2 separate regions of the Mus musculus genome follow, and region 1 is linked to region 2. Evidence: chromatin loops called from intact Hi-C (ENCODE). Cell type or tissue: left cerebral cortex. All regions are shown on one strand. Each heading gives the region's core, and the rest is flanking DNA. Links, peaks and the distances in the headings are about the cores only.

Evidence for each region. Hi-C counts contacts between places; a loop is a spot of excess contacts. Peaks named below come from ENCODE experiments on the same cell type or tissue, not always from the same donor. Only the 100,000 strongest peaks of a DNase experiment are listed, where the experiment ranks them.
Region 1: it touches region 2 in a loop (2.2-fold over the local background); 4 of 42 quality-filtered maps call a loop at or near these places.

What each region holds. Positions count from the first base shown.
Region 1 is chr11:96,351,297-96,354,193 of GRCm38, reverse strand. Hoxb2 (homeobox B2) reads right to left here and starts at 2,562. Exons shown (of 2, transcript NM_134032.2): 1 at 1,999-2,562; 2 at 178-1,244. The coding sequence starts at 2,383. The coding sequence ends at 565. It overlaps Hoxb3os (homeobox B3 and homeobox B2, opposite strand), which reads left to right and starts at 800. Exons shown (of 4, transcript NR_155303.1): 1 at 800-1,134. In left cerebral cortex, for the core only: no CTCF peak of the experiment used is centred there; DNase peaks (open chromatin) are centred at 672, 901 and 1,129.
Region 2 is chr11:96,292,940-96,295,836 of GRCm38, reverse strand. It overlaps Hoxb5os (homeobox B5 and homeobox B6, opposite strand), which reads left to right. Exons shown (of 3, transcript NR_131758.1): 2 at 2,283-2,462. It also overlaps a transcript of Hoxb6 not described here. Among named protein-coding and RNA genes, the nearest start is that of Hoxb6, 4.7 kb to the left of the region's middle. In left cerebral cortex, for the core only: a CTCF peak has its summit at 1,136 (motif pointing right); a DNase peak (open chromatin) is centred at 1,130.

The sequences.
Region 1 (2,897 bases), core at 87-2,586, 58 kb before region 2:
AGTCACCAAGCAGGGCCCCTTTTGTACCACCCGGACTTTGTCAGCCTGGGAGATGGGACCATGCCTTCCCTTGGGTCGCTTGAGCCAGAGCTAAACCAACTTCAAGCGGAGAGTGGGAAAGCAAAGACTGGCCGTAGGGACTTGGCAAAAAGAGCTAGATCCCAACACAAACACTCGTTTTCATATTATAAAGACATTTATTTACGCTATGAAAATAATGTACAATAAATACTTTCCCCCTTTCCTATTATTAAACAATTTTAATAAATAATCTACAATCTAAAACTTAAAAAAGAGGAAAATAGGTCCCTCTAGTTCTTTGTAAGAAAACCCTCTCCCACTAGAGTTTAATTATTCCTGAGATTTCGTTGGAAGGAGTTTTACCAAGTGGAATTTTTTGTGTGTGGTTTTAAAAAGCGAAAAGGAGTGAATGAAACGCTAATTCGTTACTATCTGGATTTTAACAAAACGGCATAAATGTATCCACGAGTGGAGAAGGCCCGATTCCCCCCGCCCCCAACAGCCAAGGAGGACCAGACGGAAAGGACCAAAGATGGAAAACAGTTAGGGAAACTGCAAGTCGATGGCACAGAGCGTGCTGGTGAAGAAGTCCAGCTCTTCCTCGGAAAAGGGCACGGGGCTATCGAGAGAACCCTGCAGGCTGGGTGAAAGGCCTCCGGACATCTGGAGACAGGAGTCTGCAGCGAAGAAATTGAGGTCCGGTAGAAAAGGCGAATCCTGCCGCTCGGGGCAGGCGTCTTCGGGTAGGGGCTCGCTCTGCCGGCCTCCGGCTCTGAGCATTGTGCAGCCGGGGCTCGATGCGCCCACACTCTCCAGGGTGGTGGCAGGCAGCGCTGACGGCGGTGCGCCCCGGGGTCCCTGCGCGGCCTCGGCGGGGTGGAAGCAGGCTTCCCGCAGCCGGTGAGTCGCGACGTCGCCCGGGCTGACCGTGGGTTCCTCGGCTGGCTCTCCCGCGTCGTCCTGGGCGCTCGGCCCGCCTGGTTCTCCCTCGGGCGGCTCTCGATGCTGCGTCTGCCGCTTGTGTTTCATGCGTCGGTTCTGGAACCAGACTTTGACCTGCCTTTCGGTGAGGTCCAGCAAGGCAGCGATCTCGACGCGACGCGGCCGGCACAGGTACTTATTGAAGTGGAACTCCTTCTCCAGCTCCAGCAGTTGCGTGTTGGTGTAGGCCGTGCGCAGTCTGCGGGAGCCGCTGCCGCCGCATTCTGGCAATCCGGGGCCATCTGCGAGGGAAGCACCCCTATGTTATCAGAGAGGTCTCAACGCAGCCTCCGTTTAGCTGAGATCGGGAGCACCCCTTTGGCTTAAAAGACTCTCAGCAGTCCTACTCGGGCTCCCACCCCACCCCCACAGCGCTTCTTTCTGTGTCTTTGGGGTTTTTTTTAGTGCTCTTCCACGTAGGCAGACCCGGCCCGGGTCAAGTCGGTGCCTTCAGAGCCGCCCACGGGCCACGTAGGGGGCGGGGAGCAATTTCTCTTAGCTCCCAGGACCTCAGAGTCTCCCTCCCCCAAGTCCTCCCAATGGACCCCTCAATTCAGAACTTTCCAACTCAACCTGGGGAGAGAGGGATCATAGATTGTTCTTCACCCCTTTCCTTCCTAGCTTTTGAATTCCCTCTTCTTCCCTAGCTTTAGGAGAGCTAGAGGCATCGCATCTTTTCCAGGCTCCAGATTCAATCCCAGACACGCTTCATTCCTCTACACAGAAACCGGGGAAACCCTTCAATCGAATCATTTTTTTCTAAGCACATTTAAAAAAAAAAAAAAAAAAAAAGCATCCTCCCCACCCTCAATCAGCTTCCAAAATTTTCTGGGGGTGGGGAAGCTAACAGTGGCTAGGCCTGAACCCCAGCGGGATACTCTGCTTCCCTCGCCCCAGATCCGTCGACCTAGGGAACCCCACCAGGAGCCCCATCACCTCACATTCTCCCCTTCTCTTCCAACTGCCCCTCACCCCGCCCCTAATACGTTTACCCACCTGATGGTGATCCGACCTCGGAGGCCCGGACCGAGGAGGCGGCTGGAGAAGGGGATGCGGCGGATTGGCTGGGTTTCTTGGTGGATTTCTTCTCTTTCATCCAGGGGAACTCGGGGGCTGGGGGGGCAACGGGGAGTGGCGGCGGTGACCGCAGAGCAGGCCCATCTCCGGCTTGCTTTTGGCTCCCTGGTCTCTGAAGGGTGGAGGCGCCGAGCTGGAGGCTGGGGAAGGTTTGCTCCAGAGGAGGAGGAGGAGGAATTAATGTCGACTCCTTGATTGATGAAGTTTGAAATGTCTCCAAGACAGCGGGGAAGGAAGTCAGACACTCGGCGAGCGATGGCTGGCTGTTTATAAACCCAATCTCCCTCTCAAATTCAAAATTCATGGCTTTCAATGGTGGGGGAGGGGGCCTGCTGGGGGGGGCGTCAGGAGGGAGAATCAGAGGGACCCCCCTCTCCCGCCCCCCCCAGGTTTATGCAATGGAGCAATTTCGCGGGGGGGGGGAGATTTCGCTCTCTCTCTTTTTTTTTTAAATTTAGGCCTTTATAATTGTATATTGCTGATAAATACAAGCGTATGGGGACTCTCTCTATTAAACCCAGGACTCCGCCGAAATTGCAGGGAATTCATGGTCACGGGACCGGTCTCCGCCAATCGCTAGTCTAGGCCTAGTGGAAAACACAGGCATTATTTGCTTTAATTGATTCAAAAACTCCAGAGGACCACGACCTGGATACCATGAGGCTTCCTCCTCTACCCCTGTTCCTTCATCAGTACCCTACACTCTCCCTAATGGCTCTCTTTTCCCAGAAAAGCCAAAAGAACCTCTTCCTTCCCTTCAGAGACTGTGTGGTGGTGGCAAACAACCACATTTAAGGGAGAAATGGAGTGAGTTAATA
Region 2 (2,897 bases), core at 143-2,642:
CTTAACGCACGGAAGGAAAAAAAAAGCTTAAAGATTTGCTCTAGAGACCTCTAAGGCTCCTGGAAGCAGCAATGGTGTGTGCCCCCAGCACTACACAGCCCCTAGGCCCTCAGCTCCCAGCCAGACCTTAGTAACACCTTGCCCAGCCTGGCACCGCAAGCAATTTCCTGGAGCAGCCCTCCCCCCGCCCAAGAACGGGGGGGGGCACAGCACCTTGAAAGGGGCGGCCAGAGCTTCCTCCAGCAGCTTGAAAGACCGAGCTAATCAGTAACCGGTGAGACAGGGGCCAAGACTCCAACGCCTCTGCGGAGGCGCGCACCCCGCCCTCGCCACCCCCTTTTGGGAAAGCGGTTCCGTTAACCGGGTGTGAGGGGTCCGGCAGGACAGGAAATTACAGTGTTTTGTTTTTTTTTTTTTTTTTTTTTTTTTACGATTTCTCCTCACTCATGATGTTCTACCAAAGCTTTTTTTTTTTTTTTTGCGCGATTTCGCTTGAAACGGTCGAGAATGGGGGAGGGGACCAACACTCACTTGCAGACACCAACAGTTTCCAGAAAATTCAGTTCAACTCCTTCACCACGGACTCGCCAGCTTAGGAATTGGCAAAACCCACAAACCAACTGGAAGAATACAGACTGGGTTTGTCTTTTGACAACCGAGTGGAACTGCCTGGCCGGCGCCTCCCTTAACGGGACCCCCTCCCTCCCTTGGCAGAGAAGAAAACTAAATAAACCTTGAACAGATTTGGCCTCACATCTCTCCAGCGGTCCCCAGTCGTGTCTCGTGTCTTAGGTGGTGAGGAAGGTCGTAGGTCTGAACCCTCAGCCCTTTGGCTCAGTACCCCCTGTCCGTGGGTTACAGTGTTACTCCTCTAGACTCCCTTTCCCACTACCAGCCTTCAGGTTTGTGGCTGGGATGAGTGTGGAAGGGTATGCAGGAGACGGGAGAAGGTTGAGGATAATGTGACAAGAGACTCATTCCGCTTTCTAATCTGCACTCGGGGACTAAGAGGACATCAGCGTGGGCCGGTATCCCACCGAACTGCGCGACAGGGGCTCAAAGCAAACCCGCAGGGCTCGGGGAGTGTCGAGCGATTTGCTGTACCAAAGCCGCCTGTCCCCGAACGGACGGTAGATGGCAGCAAACTGCATAATTTGGGTCAGAGGAAACTGTCTAAGGGACGATTTATAACCCACCAAGACTACAAGGGGAAAAGACCTTTAGTTTGAGTGGGTTTGGAGGGTATTTCCCGCCGCAAATAGGATCCGAGCGTCCTAGATGTTGGCGATTAATTTCGCTTGCTAAGAAACCAAGGTCTCTCAGTGAGGCCCTTTCAGGCCTGTGTCTAGAGCTTTTTATCTGGGCCCCCAGGGAACCCCAGTCTTGTGCCACAAGTGGCTACGTTTCCCTCTCCTAATAGCCCAGGAGACCAATGTACCTACACACTCTCCCAAGACACTAAAATCGGATAACCTGAGACCTGAGCCTGAACCATCTATCTGCACAGGCTCCTTAAGAAACAAGAAGACAATCCTTATTCATGCAAACCAAACGAAACCACAACGCCTCCTGTCCTTCATTCATACCCACAGTCACTTATCTCTCTGTCACTGATAGCTTCTCTGGGGACCTTTCGTCCCATTTTATAGTCCTCACCAGTCAGCCTGAAGCCTATCAACCACTTTAGGAATCTGTCTCATACCCAAGAGATCTTTCCCCCCCCCCATCCCCTCCCCCACCCCCAGGAAGCCAGGGAACAAAAATTGGGCGGCGAAAGACAGGACTTAACTTTGAACTCAGACTCCAGGAGGTTTTCCCAGATCATACATACCATTACATTTTGTATCCCAACCCACCCACTCCCATCCTCCCAGACATACACACCAAATGGATTTGTGTGTACAAGCCTGAAACAACATGCTAAAAGTCTCTTCCCAACCGCATTAAAATCCAGGAAAAGTTTGAAATGTGCCCATAGCAGATATACAATTTTCTCCACCAAAATCCATACATCTTATACCAATAAAACACAAGTAACAAGATCAAATCACACAGAGACCAACAGACTTTAACCTACCGCATTAAAACCACAAAACTCTCTCCCTGCAGGCTCCCTCCGGCTGGCGGGAGTGGCAAGAGACCGGTGGCAAAAGAGCTGGGAGGTCTTCGGCTAGCTTCCCTTGCTTTGGGTTCCTTCACCCACAACCCTTTATTTTCAGAAATGTCTCCGAAGGAAGATAGCGAACATTTCTCTGTGAATTGTTCTTTTTATATCACTCTAGACGCCTCTTCGCCCTAGGCTGGCCTCTGCGGAGATTCCAGGCCCCACAGAGACCAGGACTTCCCTCAGCGCCACCGCCCCTCGTGCCAATGCAGCCGGGAAATCGCCATTACCCACACTGGGCAAGAGAAACCGCACGGGGGCAATCGGAGAGGCCAGGAAAAGGGAGAGATGGAGGGAGGTGAGCACAAACCCACAAGGGCCAGAGCGACTGGCCAGCGTGGCTGTAGCCCAGACACCCCCCACCCTCGCTTTTGCAGACCCCTCGCTGGAGATCTCTCCCAGCTAAAAAAGCAACATAAAACCGGCCTCATAGGCCCCTTTCCATCCCTCCTCCCCATCTTCCCTGCAGCCGGTCCCCCTCCAGGAAGCAGCCACCCCTGTCTCTACTACAGAATTTCCTGGGAAGCCTCTCCCAGCAGCGCCCAGAGGTGGGGTTCAACCCTGTCTTGAAATGGGGGGAGGAGGAGGGAGAAAAATCTAAGCCCCACCCCCTGCAAGAAAAGGATGCAAAAGAATAAGAATTGTAGAATCTTCCTTACCTTTGCAGAACTTGGGGGATTTTGCCCTCCTCCGGATTCAAAAGGATGTGGAGGGAGGGATAAAGGAGCGTTCG